Regions from separate parts of the Homo sapiens genome. Here region 2 is linked to region 1. Evidence: chromatin loops called from intact Hi-C (ENCODE). Cell type or tissue: PC-9. All regions are shown on one strand. Links, peaks and the distances in the headings refer to the core of each region. The heading gives the core; the rest is flanking DNA.

Region 1 (16,862 bases), core at 4,505-12,504:
AGTAGCTGGGATTACAGGTAGCCCACCACCATGCCCAGCTACTTTTTGTATTTTTAGTAGAGATGGGGTTTTGTCATGTTGGCCAGGTTGGTCTGGAACTCCTGACCTCAGGTGATCCTCCTGCCTTGGCCTCCCAGAGTGCTGGGATCACAGGCATGAGCCACTGTGCCCGGTGGGACTGATGGCTTTAAAAGAAAAGGAAGAGACCTGAGCTTGTTAGCATGCTCAGCACCCTCACCATGTGATACCCTGTGTTTCAGGACTCTGCAGAGACCCCAGAAAGCTCTCACCAGACACAGCTCCTCAACCTTGGACTTCTTAGCCTCCACAACTGCAAGAAATACATTTCTTTGCTTTGTAAATTACCCAGTTTCAGGTATTCTATTATAAGCAACAGAAAATGTACTAAGATACCCTGCTTTGACTCCCTAGGCACGTTCTCGTTGGCTGGCACCATCTGTGACAAATCCTGAACTGTATTGTTTACAGACACAGCTGCAGCCTGCATTGGCACCAAAGTCAATTACTGATGTTGTGCTCTTTGCAGCCCTGGCCCTTGCTAATTCTTCTTGGAAGGAAGAGATGTGAAGACAGGTTGCAAATGTAGGAGTGGTAAGAATAACCAATAGTTCATGTCTCCTCTATCTTATTAACCCTCTCCCCATCTTTAGACTCCTCCAGATACTACTCTCTCTCCATCCATATCATCCATACCTGTGGCTTCAACTAAAGGGTTGGCTCTTGAACCCACATTTCCATTCTATATCTCACTCCTGAGCCCAAATTTACATTTGAGTGTTTAATGTTTACCTAAAGCTGTAAGTCAGCCTGATACTCCACAGACTGTACATCTCCTAAATAATACATGTGAACTGGTACTTTTTGAGACTGTCTCACTCAGTCGCCCAGGCTAGAGTGCAATGGCATGATCATAGCTTACTGTAGCCTCAAACCCGTAGGCTCAAGGGACCCTCTTACCTCAGCCTCCTGAGTAGCTGAGACTACAGGCACACAGCACTATGCCAGGCTAATTTTTTAATTTTTTTATAGACACGAGGTCTTGCTATGCTATGAGGTCAGCCCAGGCTGGTCTCAAACCCCTAGCCTCAAGTGATCCTCCTGCCTTGGCTTCCCAAAGTGCTGGGATTACAGGTGTGAGCCACCATGCCAGCCTATTATTTAAAAATTTTCAGCTTTATTGAGCTATACCTGATGAATAAAATTGTATATATTTAAGGTACACAACGTGATGCTTTGATATACATATATAGTGTGAAATGATTACCACAGTCAAGTTAGTTAACACATTCATCACCTCATATAGTTAGCATTTTTTTTTTTTTTTTGGTGGTGGTGAGAACATTTAATATCCACTCTTAGCAAATTTTAAGTATACAATATAGTATTATTAACTATAGTCACCATGCTGTACATTAGATCTCCAAAACTTTCTAATCTTAAAACTGAAAGTTTGTATCCTTTTACCACCTCCTTCATTCCCCCAACCTCCAGCCCTTGGTAATCAGCCTTCTACTCTCTGTTTCTATGAACTTAACTTTCTTGGATTCCACACATAAGGAAGATCATGGAGTATTCATCTTTCTCAGACTTATTTCACTTAGCATAATGCCCCAAGGTTCATCCATTTTGTGGAAAATAACAGGATTTCTTCTTGAGACAGGGTCTTGCTCTGTCGCCCAGGCTAGAGTGCAGTGGTGTGATCATGGCTCACGGCAGCCTTGATCTCCCAGGCCCAAGTGATCCTCCCACCTCAGCTTCTCAAGTAGCTGGGACCACAGGCATGCACTACCACATGTGGCTAATTTTTAAAATTTTTGTAGAGACAGGGTCTCCCTATGTTGTCCAGGCCGTTCTGAAACTCCTGGGCTCAAGTGACCCTACTGCCTCCGCCTCCCAAGTAGCTAGGACTATAGGTGCTCATCACTGCACCTGGCTTGCCTTCTTTTTAATGGCTAATATTTCATCATGTATACCACATTTAATTTTATTTTAAGCTGGAGTCTCCCTCTGTCGTCCAGGCTGGAGTGCAGTGGTGGATCTCGGCTCACTGCAAGCTCTACCTCCCGGGTTCAAGCAATTCTCGTGTCTTAGCTCCCTGAGTAGCTGGGACTACAGGTGTACACCACCACGCTTGGCTAATTTTTGTATTTTTAGTAGAGACAGGGTTTTGCCATGTTGGCCAGGCTGGTCTTGAGTGCCTGACCTCAAGTGGTTCACCTGCCTCGGCCTCCCAAAGTGTCGGGATTACAGGCATGAGCCACCGCGCCCGGCCCACATTTTCTTTATCGATTCATCTGTTGACACACTTAGGCTGTTTCCATGCCTTGCCTATTGTGAATAATACTGCAATGAACATGGGGGAGCAAATACCTCTTTAAGATACTGATTTCATTTCCTTTGGATATATACTCAGAAGTGAGATTGCTAGATCATATCGTAGCTCTATTTTTAATGTTTTAAGGAAACTCCATACTTTTTTTTTTTTTATAATGGCTGTACCAATCTAGGCTATTTTATCTTATGTCATGGCCCAATGTCTTGAAGAAGCTGGTCATTTTCCCTCTACAGAAAAGAAAAAAATAAAACAAATATAATCTCTGGAAGGGCACCACTCAGCTAGGGCACTCCACATGAAAACAACTAGAGAATATGATACAATATGATCAGGGACTTGATTTTGTGTGTTCCAGCAAAGTTAGGATCAGGAGGGGCTATGTTTTGGTGGCTACATCATGGACCAAGAGGGTCTGAATATTTGAATAGAAGTAGGATTTGTCTTGGAAAAGCAGATAGTGGGAGTCTAAGAGGAACATTTGAAGTGGAAAGTAAATTTGATGGTGAAAGTTGTAGCCTTAGAACTTGTTTGGGAGTCAAGAAAGTTATCAGGTGGCTTGTTGCCTCCATTTCTGTATCTGTAAAATGGATTTTACTTTTCAACCTCTCTTCCAGAGGAGGGGGTGCCACGTGCAGGACCGAGAGAATATTTGCTACATGTTTGGAGTTTTTTAAAGAAAAACCAAAGGGGACTACAAGGCATTTATTCATCAAATACGAAAACCTTTCATTCCCCTCCCCACCCCACCTCCAAGCTGGAGACCTTGGCTATAAAGAACTAATGTAATAACTGTGTTGCAATGTGTTTTTCCTCTGGTTTCTTATTCCTTTGGAGTAAGAGGCATGGACATTTAGACCTCAACTGAAGGCATTGATTGGAAGAGTTTCTCCCAGAGTTGGCCCACTTGGAAACCAGGTAATCTGAGCTGGTGGAAAAAAGGCAAAAACCCACAGCTTGTTAGCACACACAAAGCTTTTTAACTCAGATCAGAGTTCAGCTGGGCTTTACATGTGAGCAGGGGGCTGGAGGCAGTTGAGCTTGATTGGAAAGGGGGTGGTGGGCATGTGCTTGCTTTTTCTCAGAGTCAAGAATCTGTTAGGCTGGGAGACGGGAGACGGAGGGAAATTTGCCAAAATGGGAAAGGAGAAGCTAGAGACAAGTGGAATGTACTAAGAATGGGCTGGAGATTATCAGAAGCTGAGGCCTCCTTTCATGGAAACCTGGCTGTTGGGTGGTTGATGTTTTCCCAAACTCCTAACTCCTGTGATTCAGGACTGTGGCTTTAGTAATTATCAAATACTACTTTGCCCTTGTGTGTAAACGGCCAATTACCTCGAACTGTCAGAAGGGCCCAGAAATCTCAAGATCAGTTCCCCAAAATCAGGGAATGGACTAACCCAGTTTTGAAAAGTTCCAGGTGTAGATCTGGAGACAGCATGGCTTTGCATGTGTATATAGACGTGTAGGGGAGGAATGGAGCCTCAATTTATTTTTATTTGGGACAGGGTCTTGCTCTTGTTGCCCAGGCTGGAGTGCAGTGGAGGGATCACAGCTCACTGCAGCCTTGACCTCCTAGGCTCAAGCAATCCTCCTACCTCAGCCTCCCAAGTAGCTGGGACTACAGGTGTGTTGTACCACTACGCCCAGATAATTTTTGTATTTTTTGTAGAGATGAAGTTTTGCTATGTTTCCCAGGTTGGTCTCGAACTCTTGGGCTCAAGCAATCTGCCCACCTTGGCCTCCCATTGTTGGAATCATAGATTATAGGTGTGAGCCACCATGCCCAGACTGGAGCCTTAATTTTTAAAAAAGTTTGATTGAGATATAATTAACATACCATGCAATTTGTCCATTTAAAGTATACAATTCACTGGGCTTTAGTATGTGCAGAGTTGTGCAACCATCATCACAGCCAGTATTAGAGCCTTTGCCTCCAAAAGAAACCCCCTACTCTTTAACTATCACCCCATCTTTTCCCCCGACCCCAGCCTTCAAAAAGCACTGATATGTCTCTGTAAATTTCTCTATTCCAGACTTGCATATGAATGGGATTATATAATATGTGGCCTTTGTGCCTGGTTTCTTTCACTTAGCATGTTTTCAAGGTTCATGTGTGTTGTAGCATGTATCATCACTTCATACCTTTTTATGACTATCATTCCATTGTATGTATATGCTACATTTTGTTTATCCATTCATCAGGTGGACATTCAGGTTGCTTCTACCTTTTGGCTATAATGAATAATGCTGCTATAAACATTTGTTTTCAAGTTTCTTTGTGGGTATATGTTTTCATTTCTCTTATACAATGTTGCTGTAAATATTTGTGTGCAAGTTTTTGTGAGGGGGTGTTTTCATTCTCTTGGTATATACCTGGTAGTGGAGTTGCTGGATCATACAATAACTCTGTTTAATCATTTGAGGAATTGCCTGACCGTATGAGGGTTCCAATTTCTCCACATCCTGGCCAACACTTTTTTTTTTTTTTTAAACATAGTCATCCTAGTGGGTGCGAAGTGGTGTTAAGGTTTTTGTTTGCATTTCCCTAATGACTAATGATCTAGAGCATTTATAGATATGCATATTGGCCATTTGCATATCTTCTTTGGAGAAATGGGTATTCAGATTTTTTTGCCCATTTTAATATTGGATAATTAGTCTTTTTACATTGAGTCATAAGTTTTTTAATATAGACAGGGTCTTGCTCTGTTGCCCAGAGCAACATGATTGCAGTGGCATGATTATAGCTCACTGTAACCTCAAACTCCTGGACTCAAGTGATCCTCCTGCTTCAGCCTCCTCAGTAGCTGGGATTACAGGTGTGCACCACCATGCCTGGCTAGCTTTAAAATCTTTTGTAGAGACAGGGTCTCGCTATGTTGCCCAGGCAACATCTCAAACTGCTGGCCTCAAGCAACCCTCCTGCCTGGGCCTCTTAAAACATTGGTATTACAAGCATGAGCCAAGGCTCCTGGCCCCGGGCCCTTACTTTCAGACTTTAGCTCTTACATTTAGATCTTTCCTCCCTTTTGAGTTAATATTTTAAAATTGAGGTATAATTTATGTAACACACTATTAACCAGTTTAAAATGTACAATTCTGTGGTATTTAGTGCATTTATAATGTTGTGAACCACTACCTCTCTCTAGTTTCAAAACTTTTTCACCACCCCAGAAGAACAACCTGTATCCATGAAATAATCTCTATTAGCCCCCTCCACAAATCCCCTGTTAACCACTAGTCTGCTTTCTGTCTTGATGAATTTGCCTATTCTGGCTATTTTATATAAAAGGAATATTCTAGTATGTTACCTTTTGTGCCTGGTTTCTTTCAGTTAGCGTAGTGTTTTAGAGATTCATCCAAGTTACTTCATTGCTTTTTCTATGGCTGAATATTCCATTGTATGTATATAGTGCCATTTGCTGATATATTCATCCATTGACGGACATTTGGGTTGTTTCCACCTTTTTGATATTATAAATAATGCTGCTATAAATATCCGTGTACAAGTTTTTATGTGGGTATATGTTCTCATTCCTCTTGTATGTATGTGTGTATATATATTATATATATATACAAACTTTGTACATATTTATACACACATATATACATTACACACACACACACACACACACACACACACACACGGGAGTGGAATTGATGGGTCATGTGGTAATTCTATATTTAACTTTTAAAGGAACTGCCAAACTGTTTTCTATAGTGGCTGCTTTATTTTACATACCCACCAGTAATGCATGAGAGTTCTAATTCCTCCACATCCTCATCAATACTTATCTTCTGTTTTTTAAAAAAAAGTTATTATAGCCATCCTCATAGGTATTAAGTGGTATGTCATTGCAGTTTTGATTTACATTTCCTAATGACCAATTAATTTTTGCATATGGTGTGAGGGAAGGATCCAACTTCATTGTTTTGCCTGTGTCTACTCAGTGCTGTTTGTTGAAAAGACTCTTCTTTCCCCACATAGCAATCTTGGTACCCCCGTAGAAAATCAGTTGATCATAGATGTATGGGTTTCTTCCTGGGCTGTTAATCTTACTCCATTAATCGACATGTCTATTCCTGTGCTAGTATTACACTGTCTTGATTGCTTTATAGTAACCAGGAACCTCTGTAGTAAGTTTTGAAATCAGGAAGTGTAGTCCTCCTACTTTGTTATTTTTCAGTACTGTTTTGGCTAGTCTGGGTCCCTTGAAACTCCATATGAATTTTACAATCGTTATTGATTCCTACGAAGAAATCAGTTGGGATTCTGATAGGGTTTTTGTTGAACCTGCAGATCAGTTTGGGGAGTTTCACTATCTTATCAGTGTTAAGTCTACTGACCCATAAGCAGGGAATTTTTCCATTTATTTAGACCTTCTTTAATGTCTGAAACAGTTCATTTATAAGGCCCATCCATGTGGTCAACTTTCTGGGACTTACATTTTGAACCTATGAAACATTCAGGGAAAGAAGTTTTGTGGAAGGTGGGGAAGGGTATAATGAATTCTGGCTTGATGCCTCATTCTTGAATTCTCCAGAGGTGATGAGGATCTCCCCTTCTGAGCTGCACCCTTTACAGTAAGTCTTAGTGGCCTTCAGGAGAGGGCTGCTGAGCAGGCTCATGAAACCTACTGGAAGTCCCTGGTCAACTGTCCTGGAGAAGGCAGGGGCCACTTCCTGCCCTGCTAGGGAGACTGATTTCTGGGGTGAGGAAGAATGAATCACGACCCTCTTGGACCCAATCTACCTGCCTATGAGAGGTTGTAGTGAGTCACCCTTACTTGCTAATGACAATGTTTAAATGACTCTGAATGACCTCAGAGGTTTGCCTCTACTCTCCTGAAAGTTCTAATTTATAGAATGATGCCCTCTGGTTTCATAACTGGACAAAATGCATATCAACAGTTGAGAAAGAGTGAGAAAGAGAGAGTGAGAAAGTTGGGGGAGAGAATATACTAAGCCCTCATGAAGTTTCTATAATAACCTATGACATAGAAAACTCCCACCAACTCTTTAGATGTGACTCCATTTTATAAAGAAATCTCTTTCTCTTTTCCTTTTTTCTTTTGCCATTCTCTTCTCTGCTGCAGGAAGTCCTTATCTGTCCCTTGAACGCCCAGTTTCAGTTTTTCCCTCTTGGTGAGGCTCCTCTGGGCAATCCCGTCCACTCATCACTGTCTTTTCTGCATTTCTGGTGTGTGTGGTCAGAGTTTCTACCCAACACTTGCTCACACGCAGTCTGGATTGCTTTCTGATAGTCCCCGGCATTAATCTCCTCTTCCCTGTGCTGTCATCTCCACAAGGGCAGGGCAGGGCTGTGCTGCCGACCTCATCTGCATGCCCTGGGGGATCGAGCTGACACTGGGTGCAGCAGGAAGTGTGGCCCTGGTAGAATGTTCTCACCCATTCCAGTATAGGATTGGGACTTCCTGTCCTCATCCAGGCTGTGGCGGTTACATTTAAACCTTTCCCACACCTGGGTCTCTACCTCAGTTGTTGTCCTAGCAGGTTGGGTTGGTTCATCCTGCCCTGGGCATTCCTAAGGCTATTATAAGTGTGTCAGGTCTGGGTCTTTATCTTGATTAGAATAATAACTTCCTGAATTTGTCCAGTGGGCAGCCTTTCCTTAATGAATGAAAAAAGAACTGGAATGTTACTGCAAATGAGTATCTACCCTGTTCTCTTTCCACAGAACTCTTAGCATTCTGTTGTTATGAAATCTCCTGGATATCTAATTGGATGTATATTACTAGAGTGCTTCTGTATTCTGACATCAAGTTTCATTTTAATTATATGGGAGAAAAACTAATTCTTTTAATTAAACCAACATGGATATTAACTATTATCATTGACTTCTAGCAGATAAATCTTACATGCAAAAAACAGGGCAAATACCTCCTGCACTCCTTGGGTTGCCTGTGGAGCAGCCTCTGGGAACTCAGTCTCAAGGAGATGAAGGGCCCATGGGCATTCCTAGTTCCATGGAGGATGGGGACTAGTGTGGAGCAAACTTGTCAGGATCATTTATTCATTCACTTTTAGTTGTATGTTTGCTAAATCCTTACAAATAAGGTGTAAACCAAAAATAAAATCCTAAGCACCCCCTCGCTACCTACCTGAAACTGAATGGATCCCCTCTGGACCAAGGGGACCCCAGAGAAACCTGAAAAACTGAATTCCTGGTGTATTAGTCAGGGTTCCCTAGAGGGACAGAATATGAGATTATATATATATTATATATATATTATTAAGTATTAACTTACATGATCACAAGTTCCCAAAATAGGCTGTCTGCAAACTTGAGATGCAAGGAGAGCCAGTCCAAGTCTTAAAACTGAAGAACTTGGAGTCCGATGTTTGAGGACAGGAAGTATCCAGCATGGGAGAAAGATGTAGGCTGGGAGGCTAGGCCAGTCTCACACTTTTCACGTTTTTCTGCCTGCTTTATATTTGCTGGCAGCTGATTAGATTGAGCCCACCAGGTTAAAGGTGGGTCTGCCTTCCCCAGGCCATTGACTCAAATGTTAATCTCCTTTGGCAACACCCTCACAGACACACCCAGGATCAATACTTTACATCCTTCAATCAAGTTGACACTCAGTATTAACCATCACACCCAGCCATGATGGGAAGTGATATGGTCTGGCTCTGTGTCCCCACCCAAATCTCACGTGGAATTTTAATCCCCAGGTGTCAGGGGAAGGAGCTGGTGGGAGGTGATTGGGTCATGGGGCATTTTCCCCCATGCTGTTCTTGTGGTAGTGAGTCCTCACGGGATCTGATGGTTTAAAAGCGTGTGGCAGTTACCCCCTTGTTCTCTGTCTCTTGCTGCCATGGAAGACATGCCTTGCTTCCTTTTTGCCTTCCGCTATGATTGTAAGCTTCCTGAGGCCTCCCCAGCCACATGGAACAGTGAGTCCATTAAACTTTTCTTTATAAATTACCCCGTCTCAGGTAGTTCTTTATAGCAGTGTGAAAATGAACTAATACAAGAAGGAAGGACCACCTCATTATACCCCTTCCTTTGGAGTCTATGCGCAATTGACCAGCATTAATATTAAAATACAGATCATAAGACTAACAAAACAGACTCTGGGAATAAGACACCAAATGCCAACCTGACTCTGGTTAGCATCACAGGACAGACAGCAGACCCTGAAGGAAATAAAAATATTTTACCCCAAAATGTATTTCTTTGACATATTTTGAAATGGTCCTGCAAAACTGTCTTTTAGGGGAGGACATTTGTATCTGTAGAGAATCTCCATTAATGCGGACAGGGCTTTCCTGAATTTAGGAGGGATAAACATCTTTTAAGGTCCAAAAAGAGACATTTACCATCTATTCTCTCCAAAGACTGCTACCTATGAGGCTTCATATACCTAACAAGAGCCCTGGTCGTGGCAACCTCCCTTAGCTTAACTCAAGCATTTCTTTCTACTGGCAAGTCTTTAGACAAAGTTCAACTCTTTCAACCAACTGCCAATCAGAAAATCTTTGGATCCATCTGTGACCTGTAAGTCCCTGCTTTGAGATACCCAGCTTTTCCGGGCCGAACCAATATATACCTTAACATGTATTGATTTATGTCTTTGCCTGTAACTTCCATTTCTCTAAAATGTATAAAACCAAACTGTAACCCTATCTTCTCAGCCATAGTTTCTCAAGACCTCTTGAGACTGTTCCCTGGGGCCTGGGTACTCATATTGGCTCAGAACAAACCTCTTTAAATATTTCACAAAATTTGGTTTTCTTCATCAACAAAGAACACAACATTTTCTCTCTGTACATTCAGGCAGTGTTTTTCACACATAGATTTTGGATTTTCAGATTTAAAAATTCCTACATAGCACCTGCCTGGCTTACTGGCCCTATTTAGAATTTATGTGCAGGCTGGGTGCAGTGGCTCATGCCTGTAACCCCAGCACTTTGGGAGGCTGAGGCAGGAGGACTGCTTGAGCCCAGGAGTTGGAGACCAGCCTGGGCAACACAGTTGTAGAGACCCCATCTCTACAAAAAAATAAAAAAAATTAGCCAAGTGTGGTGGTATGCACCTGTGGTCCCAGCTACTTGAGAGGCTGAGGTGGGAGGATTGCTTGAGCCCAGAAACTGGAGTGCAGTGGTCCATGATTGCGCCACTGCACTCCAGCCCCTAGGTGACAAAATGAGAAACTGTCTCAAAAACAGAAAACAAAGAATTCGTGTGCAGTTGGAGAGACGAAAATTTTATGTTATACAAAGCAAAACACACCTTAGGTACCAGCCGTGGGGAGCCATTTGCTATCCTGAATATGCCATGCTTCTGATAAGGGCAGTGCTTGGTGTCAGGCTCATGAAAAGCCCTGGGATTGGCTAATGTTGAACAGTCAATGGGAAGTAAAGCAACCATCAAACTCTGAGCTGGGAAGGCACCTTAAATAATGTCAGTTTATCTTTTGTGACTGGACTAGTCCACCAGCTTTGTTAAGGAAAGACCCATGACTCCAAGGGTATGAAAATACAAAAGGCATGGGTAGTTTTTGGCATTCTGCCTTGTGTCCTATGTCATTGAGTCTTTCTGACAAACGTGGAACAAAAGCTCTTTGACCCTACATACAGCAAGTAACCAAAGTTTCATGTCATTCATAGAGAACTTCACATGTGTAGGTAGACAGGGCTCATTTGTAAATGATCAAGTTAGCCTAGGGCAAGGTCAGAGAAGCATTTTTGATGTTTGCTTGATGTTTGTTGTCCTAGGAGTTGGGCAAACCTGCCCTTCTCATAAGTCCCTTGTTACAGGGGCACACAATGGTTTTGTGCTTTTTTTTTTTTTTTTTAAGAGATGGCGTATTGCTCTGTCACCCAGGCTAGAGTGCAGTGGCTCAATCATAGCTCACTGCAGCCTCATGCCTGGCCTCAAGAGATCCTCCTACCGCAGCCTCCTGAGTAACTGGGGCTTCAGGCGTGCATCACCATACTTGGTTATGGTTTTTGTGTGTTTGCTTTTTCAGGTTTTTAACTAGAGATGGGGTCTTGCTATGTTTCCCAGGCTGGTCTCAAACTCCTGGCCTCAAGCGATCCTCCTGTCTTGGCCTCCCAAAATGTTGGGATTACAGGTGTAAGCTACCATGCCCAGCCAGGTTTTGTACTCTAATTGGCTCTTCCTCCAAAAGTGGAACATGATTCATAACACAGTTCCCAGGCCGTGGACTTTTTTTTTTTTAAATCAACACATATTTTGCTCTCAATGACACAGTTTCTGTGCTATCTTTATGGTCATTTTTTTTTAACATAATCAAAAGAGTATTTTCCAGACTTGAAACAGTGTTTCCTACCAATTTGGATGCTGTTTTACTCTTTGCTTTGGTGGGTTTCCAAACAGGTAGGCACCAACCGATTTCTATCTTCAGGAAGCTGCTGCAGATGTGCGAAGAATCTGAAGAAAATGTGAAGCCGGAGGGGGGCGCTGCCCCACCAGCTCACCCCTGCAGGGTAGGCTAGGCCAGCTGGGGTGGCAGCAGTCTCTCCAGCCTCAGGGCCTGAGGGCGCTGCTCATTTGGGACCAGGCCAGGGCCACAGCATAATCTTCATCTCCATCACATTTGCCTCTACTCTTTAGCCCAGGAGTTCTGTTCCACGTGAATGGGACAAAGGCCAAACTGCATTTCTTTTAGAAAGCCTCCTGTTTATTCTGTACTTGCACGTGGAGATCCGCGGAGATTGATGAGAAGGATGTGACGAGGGCATGTGGAATGACTCAGGGCAGAAGCTCCTGGAAGGCTGGCTCATGGCTTTTCAAGGAGCCCTGTGATCCTGCTCTGGTTGCTGGATTGAGAGGCCCCAGCCCCACTGTAGCTTCTAGGCCAATGTCCCACTAGACTAGCCCAAATCCCCTGTCGGAGGAGGAGAAGAACTGGACAACTCCCCACTAGTAGATTCAGAATGAAATGTTATTGGGTGCTATCGGCTGAATTGTGTCTTCCCCAGATTTATATGTTGAAGTCCTAACCCCCAGTACCTTAGAATGTGACTGTATTTGGAGATGGAGACTTTAAAAGGGTAAGTTAAAACGAGGTCTTTAGGGTGGGTCCTAATCCAATATGCTGGTGTCCTTGTAAGAAGAGAAGATTAGGATTCAGAGGCACATAGAGGGATGGCCATGTCTAGACACGGGGAAAGGCAGGCATCTACAAGCCAGGCAGAGAGGCCTCAGAAGAAACCAACCTTTTTGACACCTCAGTCTTGAACTTCTAGCTTCCAGAGCTTCGAGGAAATAAATTTCTGTTGTTTAAGCCCCTTAGTTGGCTGGATATGGTGGCTCACGCCTGTAATCCCAGCACTTTGGGAGGCCGAGGTGGGTGGATTGCTTGAGCCCAGCCTGGGCAACATGGTGACACCCCATCTCCACCAAAAATTCAAATATTGGCTGGGTGTGGTGGCACACACTTGTAGTCCCAGCTACTCAGGAGGTTGAGGTGGGAGGATTGCTGGAGTCTGGGAAGTCAAGGCTGCAGTGAGCCGTGATCACCACTGCATTCCAGTCTGGGTGACAGAGTGAGACCCTGTCTCAAAGAAAAAAGCCCCCCAGTCCCAGTGGGCTTCATGACAGCATCCCTAGGAAAGACACACTGGGTCTGGTGGGCACTATAGATACTTCTGGCAATGATGAGCTCTGCAACCCGCTCTAGCTATTCTGTGGAACTTTTCTGTTGCTGTTCTTTGTGAGCTCTCAAAGGATATTGTACTTCTCACCCATCAAATTTTACCACAGAGTTTGCACCTTATTTTTTAATTCTTTGCATTCTTTTCTTAGGTACTGGGAAAACCGGGGACTGGGAGTTAGGAGCCCAAAGCCCCAGCTGCGGGAACACTGTGATCACACTGTGTGGCCTTGGGAGGTTGTCCAGTCTCCCAGGGCCTCAGGCTCCTGGCCTGTAACACAGGCGATGGAGCAGGTGCTCTCTGAAGCCCCTCCCAATGCTGACAAACCCTCCAGGGACTCCAACACTAGCCTCACGCTGTACACTCTGTGAGTGCCATCCTCTCTCAGGCTGCTGATTTCTCCCACTCATGAGCCACTGTGCCTGGCCGAAGGTTCATTCTTGCTAACATCTGCACGGGAGGCCATTAGAAAAAAGGCCCTTTTAGAGTTCAAACGTGCCAGTGAGAGAACAAGGACGCCTACTTCCAACCGCAGGGAGTAGACCTGGAATTCTAGAGCTGTCAGTGAAATTCCCAAGGCTACCTCTGACTTATATTGTTTGACTGGGTAAGTTGATGAGTTATTTTTTGTTTCAACAAAGGTAGTGGTTGAGGTAAAATCAGGTGTCCTTTGAAAACTGGATGACCATGGAGATGTAGAATAGTGCTAAAATGGACAAATCAACAGCTAATCTGGTGAACTTGGCACCTGTTCTAGGGAAGCATTGCCATTTGGGTGGCCTCGCTTGGACTATGGTTTGGTGTTGAGTCTCAGTCCAAATAAAGTATGGATCTTCCTTCCTCTTCCCTCTGCATGTGCAGACTGCTCAATCCAAAGCCTCACAGCACTCTGTCAGCTTACCTATTGCAACAGGTACTGGCCCATGTGTTATTCTGGCTTATACTGTGGCCCCATCCTAAACATTGCTCACCTGAAATTGGAGGCCACTAAATATTTTCCTGATGAGTGCCCAGTGATTTCATCTTTTGTCATATGCCTCCCTTTGATTCTGTTCAGCTCATTGCAGTTTCATAAAAAATATTTCCTGTGTATTCAGAGCCATATACAGAACACTATATATGACACAGTGTCATATACTAAAGAACTACATGACCCAGTCCTAGACTCCAGGGAGCTTACAGTTTTCCCAGGAAGACAAGATACTTACATGAAATAGTCTGAGAATAGTCAAGACAAAAAAGCCATGGCCTCTGTTGGGCTGAACAGAGGCTCAAGTGCTCAAATGGATGATACAGTCAGTAAATTTCAAGACTGGTGAGGTGGGAGAGAGATCAGAGATGGCTGCAATTTTCAAGAAAGACTTCAAGGAGAGGACATGGGCCTTGCTTTGTTCTTGGCATTTTAAAATGGGACCAGTGATACTAAGTTTATGCAGCAATTCAGGCTCTTAAAGGATCAGGAAGAATTCCTTAGACTCTTTTAGAAGTGGGACATTGGGTTAAGGGAGAAAGGTTTTAGGAGAGGTAATAATTAGTAGAGAGAGGGGCAGAAATGGAAAGTAGACTTGAGCAAACAGCCTGTTTAATTTGGACTGTGTGAGATGGTTTCCCAACAAACATCCCTTTTCTTTCTCCCTCCCGTGCCTTCTTCAGTTTCTAGACCCTGACGTCATGACACGGTGCAGCTGCAGTTATGTATCTTTTCCTTTCTGCTTGACCCCCCAGCTTAAGTACCACTTTCTTGGCACCCACAATGGAGGGCGCTGCCAGTGGCACAGATGAGAGATTGATTTTGGACTGCCAGCTCTGATGGAAAGCTGAGGACTATTGCATGGCCTTCCCCGAGGCAGCCACTGGAAATGGTGTGGGGTGGCTCTTCTGAGAGGGTAGAATTTTGGATGCCTACCGAACCCTTCTCTAGCAAATGGAGACTGGTAGACATCCATCCTTCCTGAGTCAGTCAGAACTGTGACCCCTCTTCAGATGGAGTCCTAGGCCTCATTCCCTTCCAAGAGGATAGAGATGACATTGTCTTGGGAGTTAATGTAATAGGTAAGCTGGTGAGGTTGAGGGTTCAAGAAGATAGAGTGGTGCTGGATGGAGTAATGGCCCATGTCAAGCTATTATAGGAAACCACACATTTAACAAGGGAGAACTGATATATATATTTTTTAACACCCTTGGGAGAACCACCTCCTGGGAGGATACCAGGAACCCACCATAACCTTTATTATTGAAAATATCAGGAGGGATTCTGGGTGAGCTTTGGTCTTTCCTAGGTGGAGGATGCACATGACCTAAGGAAGTGGCACCTTGTGCCCAGAGCTCTGGCACACTTCTGTAAACTAATTCACCCATGCCTACTTCTTCCCAAGACAGGTGAAAGGTAGGAAAGACCCACAGAGGGGAGACCGCAAGTTGAATGAAAGCCCAAGTTGATTTCCTTTTGTGATGCTGCCACCATCTATATCATTCGTGGCAGGTAAAGGCTGCCATGCCTGGTCTCCACTTCAGTTGTTCTGATCTGACTCTGATAGCATGTCAGGGAGAGATGACCTCAGTGACCCAGTCAGCTCAGAAAGGCAGTTTTGCTGCTTTCCAGGAGGTAACTGAATAATCCAAGTCTGATAGGAGAATCTGGGCTGGATGGTTTTCCTTGTGAAATTTTGACTTAAGAGAAAAAAACAAGCAATTTACTAATTTTATGACCTTGTGAGAGGCAGTATAGCATAGTGGCGAAGGTCAGGGGCTTTGAATAGACTTGGTTCAAGTCCACAGCTTGTATCCCTTGCTTAACAGCTGTATAACCTAGACCAAATTGCTTAGCTTCTACAAGCCTCAGTTTCTTCATCAGTAAAATAGGGATAATACAAATCTGAGATGCTTTAAGAACTTGATAAGATAATATATACATAGCACATGGTGATCAATCAGTAAATGATAGCCAATAGTAATCATTATTAATTACAACTAAGTTTTGGATAGGGAGGATATTTGGTAGGTTTAATGAGATGGGCCTTTTGGCAAAGAAATTCATGATAATACTTGTTATTTAAAACAAATAAACAAAGGTATAACTAGGATAGATGCCCTTGACCTCCCCTATCCTGGTCATACCAGGCAATAACCTCTGACCCCTGGGCAGCAGACTAGGGCTGGCGACCTGGCTTACCCCACCCCAGGACCATGAAAGCACAGTACCTTTTGTCTTGCTGGTGTCTAACAAAGAAGGTCCAAGATGGAAACTATAATATGTGCACTCAAAGAATGTTTACTGATCTCCTGCTGTATGTCAGACACTTTTAGGAGCTGGGGACCCAGCAGTGAATAGGCAACATCCTTGACCCCATGGAATATACATAAACAATTTAATTAACAAGGTCATTTCCAATGGTGATGAGGGCTGAGACATCTTGTTTTCAGACTGATGTGTTGGAGTCTTTTCCTCCTGATAACGTTGAATGTCATTTCAAGGCCACCAGGGCTGATTCTATTGTGCCTACCTGTGCACACACAAGACTTGTGGGCTAAGCTTCTGGCTGGTCAGACACCAAGGCCCCATGTCCTCTGAGAGACAGAGTTCACTGACTGTGGGAGAGCCTTGGAAAATTCTGTTTCCCTCCTCCTGGGATCATGTTAACAGCACTTATATCCCAAACGGCCCCTTTGCAAATAAAATCAGATGTTTCTGCCCGACTCAATACTTCCTTGTCTTTCACTGGGCAGGTCTCTGTGCCATTTGAGGGCTTAAAATTTTGTAGAGCCCTTGGGATTGGATGTTTATTAGTCAAACAGAAATATGTTCCCTCTTTTTTTCCTTCATGTAGAAATGTATCTCTGGAAACATATACCAACCACT
Region 2 (8,000 bases), core at 1-8,000, 140 kb after region 1:
TAGCCTGTCACAGCACAGCAGAAAGGGGCTTTGCCATCAGGCCTGGGTGCAAATCCTGGCTCTGCCACTCCTTCACTGTGAGATCTTGGCTCTATTATGTACCCTTGCTAAGGCTTGGTGTGCTCATCCATAAAACAAGGATAACAGCCCTTCATGGGACTTGCAAGGATTAAGTGAAACAAAATGAAATAGAGTACATGAGGTCCATAAGTCACCATGAGCACCCACTGAACACAGCACTTGATGGGGCTTCATGTTGGTCCTGTTTCATCATAACTTCCAGGAAGTTCAGGATGATGAGGAGGTGGTCATGACCCTCCTCCCTTTGGAAATCACTAAGGGAACTTCAACGAAGGGTTTTACTTGAGGCCCCGGGGTCGCCCAGCTGCAGGCTACTGATGTTCCATGGACTGATCTTGAAATAGCATGCCTTTTACGCCTTTTGAGGGTTTAAATAGTCAAAATTGTGAAACCCGGACTCCACTAAAAATACAAAAATCAGCTGGGTGTGGTGGTGGGCATCTGTAATACCAGCTACTTGGGAGGCAGAGGAGGAGAATTGTTTGAACCTGGGAGGCGGAGATTGCAGGGAGCCAAGATTGTGCCACTGCACTCCAGCCTGGGTGACAGAGCGAGACTCCCACTCCAAAAAAAAAAAATTGTTATTTACTTATGTTAACTAATCAAATATTTATTTAGCACCTACATACTGTGAGCAAATTAAGTAAAAAAAGAGAAATCTGAGACCTTTGACTTTCCCTTAAAATGTTCAAGTCACGTGGGACAGCAACTACCCGAGAAAAATGGAATCCTCCCTACTTCAACAAAGGCAGACAAGTGTAGGCTGTTGAAGTTATCACTACAGCCCACCAAGGCACCGGACCGACCCTATATTCCCATAGATGCTTCCCCTGCTTCCATGCCCAAACACTATCTCCAACCTCCACCACTCTCCACAAGGCCTGTACCCCAGATCATGTGTTCAAAATTGAACTCATGTCTTCCACCTCTTCCTTGGTTCTGGGCGGGACTGATAACTAGGCAGTCATTGTCAGCCCTTCCCTCTCCTTCACCCAGTATCCAAGCCAAGCCCTCCTACACACCCAGCCTCCACACCGTCCATCCTATCCATCCCCCTGCATCCCTGCTGTTACTGCCCCAATTCAGGCCCTATCATCTCTCCCTGTGCTATCAAAATAGTTGTTAGACTGGTTTTCTTGCCAACAGCTTAAAAAAAAAAATCTTTGCTCCTACTACTAGACTGACCTTGCTGAATGAAATCACTCCTATCCTCTAAGCTCTCCATGGGCTCTGTACCACTCACAGAACCCAGCGCAGAGACAGAACCCAGCCCCAAGTCCTGAGTAGAGATTTAGCATGCATAACCTGATCCTAGACCTCGTTTCCACCTAAACTCCACCCATTCCCTCCTGTCAGGTCCTCTGACCCCAGCTGCCCAGCACTGCCCCTTTTCCCTGCACAAAAATTGGCACTCCCAACTTGGTGCCTTGGGTTCATGCTACTAGGATCCTCACCCAACTTCTTATGGCTGCTGACTTTAGTTTAGTTGCCTGAGCCTCAGTTTCCTTCACTGTAAAAGCAGATAAAGATATCCAACTCTTGCACAGGGTTGTTTAGAGATTAAACGAGAGACACATGAGAAAAATGTGGTATATTGAGTGACACACAATAAACATGCAACAAATGGTAGCTGCTACTATTGATAGTTTTTTTTGTTGTTGTTTGTTTGTTTTTTTTTTTTTTTTTTTTTGAGTCTCGCTCTGTCTCCTAGGCTGGAGTGCAGTGGCACGATCTTGGCTCACTGCAACCTCTGCCTTCCGAATTCAAGCGATTCTTCTGCCTCCGCCTCCCGAGTAGCTGGGACCACAGGCACGCGCCACCATGCCTGGCTAATTTTTGTAGTTTTAGTAGAGACGGGGTTTCACCATATTGGCCAGGCTGGTCTTGAACTCCTGACTTCATGATTCACCTGCCTTGGCCTCCCAAAGTGCTGGGATTACAGGCGCAGGCCACCGTACCGAACCTATTGACAGTTTTCATTCACATCATGCTGATCTCTCAAGTCGGCATATCCCATCCTCTACCCATGGGAATCAAATTGGCCTCTCAAAGCCTTGCTCAAATGTCAGAAATAATCATTTCTTCCTCAGAGGAATCCTTACTTTATTCTGCCTTGCAGTTCAGAAGTTTTTACATCTTACCTGTCTCTCCTCTCTAGTGCGGTCAGGAGCTGTGGCTAAATCATCTCTATCCTTACACCTGGCCTAACGCACCTACATAGGATTTTAATACATTTATGTTGAACTGAATTTCTCTAAGAGGTCACCAGCTTGAAAACAGAGTTAAAGTCTCATCAAAGACTTGGACTAGGGGCTGGGTAGTGAGTAGTGAGGGTGTACAGATGGGGAATGGGAAAACCTGCAGATCCTCGGGAATTCCTTTACTTCTAGTCTAGATCCCTGCCGCTACAGCTCTAGGTCTTGGTTCTTACTCTAATTTCAGTGGAGATGAGGAGCACTTGAATTTTTATTTCCAACTTTTATTTTTTATTTATTTACTTTTTTATGATGGAGTCTTACTCTGTTGCCCAGGCTGGAGTACAGTGGCATGATCTCAGCTCACTGCAACCTCCACCTCCCAGGTTCAAGCAATTCTCCTGCCTCAGCCTCCTGAATAGCTGGGATACAGGTGTGTGTCATCACACCCGGCTAATTTTTTATATTTTTGGTACAGACGAGGTTTCACCATGTTGGCCAGGCTGGTCTTAAACTCCCGACCTTAAGTGATCCACCTGCCTCGACCTCCCAAAGTGCTGGGATCACAGCCAACTTTTATTTTAAGTTCAGGGGTACACGTGCAGGATGTGCAGGTTTGTTACTTAAGTAGACGTGGGCCATGGTGGTTTGCTGCACAGAGCACTTGAATCCTGACATTCATTCATTCAACAAGTGCTCACTGAGCACCTGCTGCACCATTAGCGGGACATTGTCTAGGTGCTGGGCAGAGAGCAATGAATGAAAAGTCCCTTCCTATGAGAAAGGATCCTTCCAATTCTCAAAAGCCATTGAACTCCATTATAAATAGCTGTACCATTGTTCAGTTGGGTGGTAAGTTAAATCTGTGTTTTTCTATTTAAATGATATTAAATATTCCCACTACAATATTGAAAAATCCATGAGGAATGAAGGAACTGTCATCCTTATCCAAAGCCCGGATTTAAGTCTGCTGAAGTGGCCTGTCAAGTGGATCCTGCATTGTTTGGTCACCCGATGAGATGACCCCTGAAATATTTTATTTTCCTACCCTTAACTCATTTTGTTGGCTTTTCCTGAAACTTTTATAAGAACACAAAGACTTCCATCCAGTGACCCCAAAGAGGCCTGGCCATATCCCAAGGAGGCTAAGACAGAGGAGTGAACGCTCATTGTGAACGTTCGTTGTGAATGTTGTGTCCCAGGGCTCTTCAAGCAAAGGCAAGACTTGCCACAAGGAGTTTACAATCCAGATGATTGAAGCAAACACACTCACTGGTGTTCCTGTATCTCTGATGCTCCCTATTACAGCCCTTTCTTCCACCCAAATGTTTCTACCTAGTCCGGGTCTCTTACAAACACTAACTCCTTCTCTTCTGCGTAGAAAAGCCTCCTTACTGCCTGACGTCATTTCTACCAGCCTTCCAGGTCGAGCTCAATCCCCAAGTCCTCCACGATGCCCCCTGACCACTCTGGCAGGCAGAGCTCCCTGCCTGCACCTCCTAATACCCACCAGCACTGGGCTGGGTATAAGATCAGGTCACTCACATGGACTAGTATCTCCTGTCCCTCCTTCTCTCAGCCCAGACCTCATTTCCCACCATTACTGATTTAGGAGAGCTGGTTACTATCTTTCCCTACTTCAAGAGACAAATGAGAATATTGGCAAACTGCTTTGAACTCTTTAGAGTCAATGCCACTAACAAGTGCCCAGAACTGACACCACAGAAGTAACCTAGTTGTTACATAACCCTTTGCAGCTATGTTAACAGAGAAGTAACATAGCTGCAAAAGGAGGTGAAATGCTTTTCCTGACATCTGGAGAAGCATGCAAAAAATAAACAACTAAATAAAAAAGGCACAGAGACCCTTGGAGGAGGAGCCAGTTGCTTCCTGTTGAGACACTTTTGTTTCTAAGGCCCGGCCACTGTGATGCAACAACTCACACTGCCACACAGACATCTTCCTGTATTCTCCCCAACATGTTACCCACTTCAAAGCCTTATAGAATAAGGCTGCCCACTGATCTGGTGGTCCGAGAGAACCCTCTCTCATAAAGCAAAGCAAATAGCAGATAGGTAAAACATCTTTATCCAACAGTGTTAACCAGGATGCAGCACGCATCTGGCTAGAGGTGAGGAAGGCCCTGTGCTTGCTCTCACCTGTGCAGATCTATGCCACACCCTTTTGTGCCAGGAGGAAGCAATTGTCTCTTCCGAAGAGTTTAAGCCTTATCAAAGACTTAGACCAGGGGCTGGGTACTGAGTCAACCTTCCTCTTCCCCAGGCCTGCTCACGCACTGGCTGGCTGAGGGCCCCCATCCAAATTCCTGGAATTTCAAGGCAACAGGGCGAGTATCGCCGAGCCCTCTCGGGCTGGCTGGAGTTCCCCAGCTGCTGAATCACCAACAGGCTCTACCAGGGCCGAGTTCTGAGGTTGCAGAGAAGCCGTGCCAAGCTGAGGCACTCTGAAAACCTGTTCCAGCTGACTGGCACTGTGACACGAGGCCTTGAGGTGTCTCTGGAAAGGGTTACACTTGATTTTCCCAGAGTCCAGGAGGGAGGAAGAAGGGGATGGCGGCAGTGGGCTAGGGACAAAGCTGGGGATAAAGTGGCAGATGCTATAGCTATCCACAGGGCCCTGGGCCCTTTGCATTGTGAACCAGCTGAGCAGAGGGCACCTGGCTGACAAGAAGTACAGGAACCAAACACCACCTCTGGAAGGATCCATGGGGAGGTTATAAGTCCCTCCCTATCCGTGAAGGCCCATTGGCCCCATCTCAACTTCCCTGGCCTGTGATGTCTCAGAATTACCATCCTCTGGGCCCAGGTGAGCAGTGGTTCTGCTGGTGTGCACCTCGGGCCAGCAAAGTTAGACTCTTGGTGGCTGAAATCAAACCAAGCCCATCCCCTCAGCTCAGTCAAAGCCATGTGTGGGCATCATTCACACAAGTGGCTTGAAAGTAGGGTATGAGCAGGGAGGAGGTAAAAACAAGCAATCCTTGAACTCTGTCCCATTTCCTCCATGTGAATAGCTTGGTGATGACAAACTCATCCCTGCACCCTGGTGCACAACACCCTGGACACCCCGGAACCACCCTGCAGAAGGCATTGTGAGGCTTTGGGTTTGGGCCAATACAAATACCAGTGTGACTTGGCAGAATCTCAGATCAATGCAGCATCAGCCTGGAAGTAGGGGATGGGGGAAGGGGACAATGCTGCCCCATTGCTAATCCCCACTGTCCACCTTGGGGGCTGGCCACAGGACACCCCTTAGGCATGCTCACTTGAGTTGATAAGGGTGGCTGATTAAGAAGCAAGTTCAATCAAGAAGGAAACAAATCCCCAGAACTACAGGTTTTCAAGAGTTAAGGGGTAAATACACTTACTTCTTGCAGCTCCACATTTCTCAACCCACATCACACTGCAAACTGGCAGAATCTCTAAGTTCTCCTCCTTGGGCCCCAGAAGCAAGGGGCAGGAGGAGGGAGAAGAGGCTAGTAGGGGAGAAAGGCCTGGGCAACAAGTGCAGGCTCCAGGTGCTGAAGAGGAGGAGTGGACGGGGTGGTACTCAGATTTACTCCCTTTCACTGGGAGACCTTGACCAGACCACCCGCTAGCCCAGGGGTTCTTACTGCTGGTAGCAGATGCCCCTTAGGGAGCATCTGAGAACCTGTGGTGGGAGGTGCTTTCTGACTGTCACAAGGACTAGGGGGCACTACTGGTACTTAATGGTGGGGCCGCGGATGCTAAGTTTCTGATTTCTGTAATGCACAGAACCTTGTCTTGCTTAACATATTGACAGTGCACTCTGTTGAGAAATTCTGGGCCCCAACAGAGAAAGTCTCTTCAACTGCAGGTCATTTAGTTTCCAACTGTATATGGGCAGATGTACCCAAAACTCAGGGGAAATGCAACAAGCTTGTAGTCACATGAGCAGACAGGGCCACTCATTAGAGCCTTGAAAATGGTCACAGAAGGACCATGGTGATCCAACCTGCCCCATTTACCTGGAATGCTTTTTCCTGTCAGCTCTTCCCTCTATTCTCCAGGTCATCAGCCTGTGCCTGTCTTGTCTGTCTCTTTGTATTAACCCAAAGCATTCAGGTTACACAACATGAAGCCTATTTATAAAGTAACAAGACTGACAAGTCACAAAACCCACTCCAGGTGTTTTATAGTGGTGGGGTTCCAATGAGACTCGGAAGCCCCAAGAGGGAAGAAACACACGGGGATGATGCATTTGACTTTCTTTTGGTCCACTGCCAGATTTTAAGGCCCCTAATGTATCTCCCTCAGGTCAATACATGTTCTTACCAGCCACGTGTAGCAAAGCTGTTCAGTTAATGCCCCAAATGCACTTAGTTGTATGGGCAGAATCTCATTTATTGACTCGAGACAAACCAGTAAGGAACAAGGCATGCCAACCCCAGAGCTGTGGGGCAGAGAGCATCATGTATCTTTTAGCAGTGTCAATTTAAGACATTTTAAAGGAAAACAAAAATCCCGGAGAAAATGCAATAGCTCTGCTATGGGAAAATGGGAGTGGGATCTCCCCTACCAACCCTGCTCTAGTCCATTTTCCCCTTTAACTTTTGCTGGGGAAAGGGTGGTGATGAGAAGCAAAAAGGAGGGAGAGGGAAAAGAGGAAGTTTTCTGCTAGGATGGTTTAGTTCTAGCAAGAACAGAGACCAGCAGGAAGACTACAGAAAGAAGAATGAAGGTGGCAGCATTTCACCTTTAAGTCCCATGTAAGAGTGCAGTGAGAAAAGGGTTTCAGGTTACTAACAGTTAGTGTATTTCTGAAGTATTTTCTGGAAAAATTAGACTCATCTAAATGAAAGTGGTTCAGGAGTCAAAACCAATTGATAAAGTGGTCCAGACACTTTAGAAGACAGTTTTTCAGTTTCTTACAAAATCAAACACACCCTTATACAATCCAGCAATAGTGCTCCTTGGTATTTACCCAAATTAGTTGAAAACTTATCTTCAAAGAAAAATCTGCATATAGATGCTTACAGTAGCTTTAATCATAACTGTGAAAACTTGGAAGCAACCAAAATATTCTTCAGTAGGTAAATGGATAAACAAATTGTGGTACATTCATACAATGGGATATTATACAGCAATGAAAATAAATAAGCATCAAGTCACATAGAGAAAGCTTAAATACATATTACTGCATGAAAGACGCCAGTCTGAAAAGGCTGTATATTGTATGATTCTAACTATATGACAGTCTGAAAAAGGCAAAACTGTAGAGATTGTAAAAAGATCAGTAGTTGCCAGGGGCTTGGGAGAGGGGAGAAAGGGATGAACAGGTGTAGCACAGGCAATTTTTAGGTCAGTGAAATGACTCTGTACAATACTATAATGGTGGGTATGTGTCATTATAAATCTGTCCAAACACATAGAATGTACAACTACAAGAGTGAGCCCTAATGTAAACGAGGGACTTTAGTTTATATCTAACTTTAGTTAACTAATATTAACTTTAGTTAATAATGTACCAAAATTGACTCATCAATTGTAACAAACATATCACACCAATGCAGGATGTTAATAACAGGTGAAACTATGCAGTGGGGTAAAGCTCTCTGTGCTTTCTGCTCAATTTTTCTGTAAATCTAAAGCTACTCTAAAAAAGTATTCTATTACCAGCTGATGACAGTTACAGCACTGTGAAGTTGGATGACTTTACTCTGCACTCTGGATTGTCCAGTCATAC

What was found. A loop is a pair of places that touch in the nucleus more often than their neighbours do. Peaks named below come from ENCODE experiments on the same cell type or tissue, not always from the same donor. Only the 100,000 strongest peaks of a DNase experiment are listed, where the experiment ranks them.
Region 2: it touches region 1 in a loop (1.9-fold over the local background); 2 of 110 quality-filtered maps call a loop at or near these places.

Annotation. Positions count from the first base shown.
Region 1 is chr2:70,374,343-70,391,204 of GRCh38, forward strand. No RefSeq gene overlaps it. Among named protein-coding and RNA genes, the nearest start is that of FAM136A, 81 kb to the left of the region's middle. In PC-9, for the core only: no CTCF peak of the experiment used is centred there; DNase peaks (open chromatin) are centred at 7,089 and 7,779; H3K4me3 peaks cover 1,432 bases; H3K27ac peaks cover 4,187 bases.
Region 2 is chr2:70,519,868-70,527,867 of GRCh38, forward strand. The region is part of intron 1 of TGFA (transforming growth factor alpha); the gene reads right to left. Among named protein-coding and RNA genes, the nearest start is that of TGFA, 30 kb to the right of the region's middle. RefSeq lists an enhancer at 4,145-4,761. In PC-9, for the core only: no CTCF peak of the experiment used is centred there; DNase peaks (open chromatin) are centred at 1,224, 4,554 and 5,304; H3K4me3 peaks cover 2,525 bases; H3K27ac peaks cover 6,401 bases.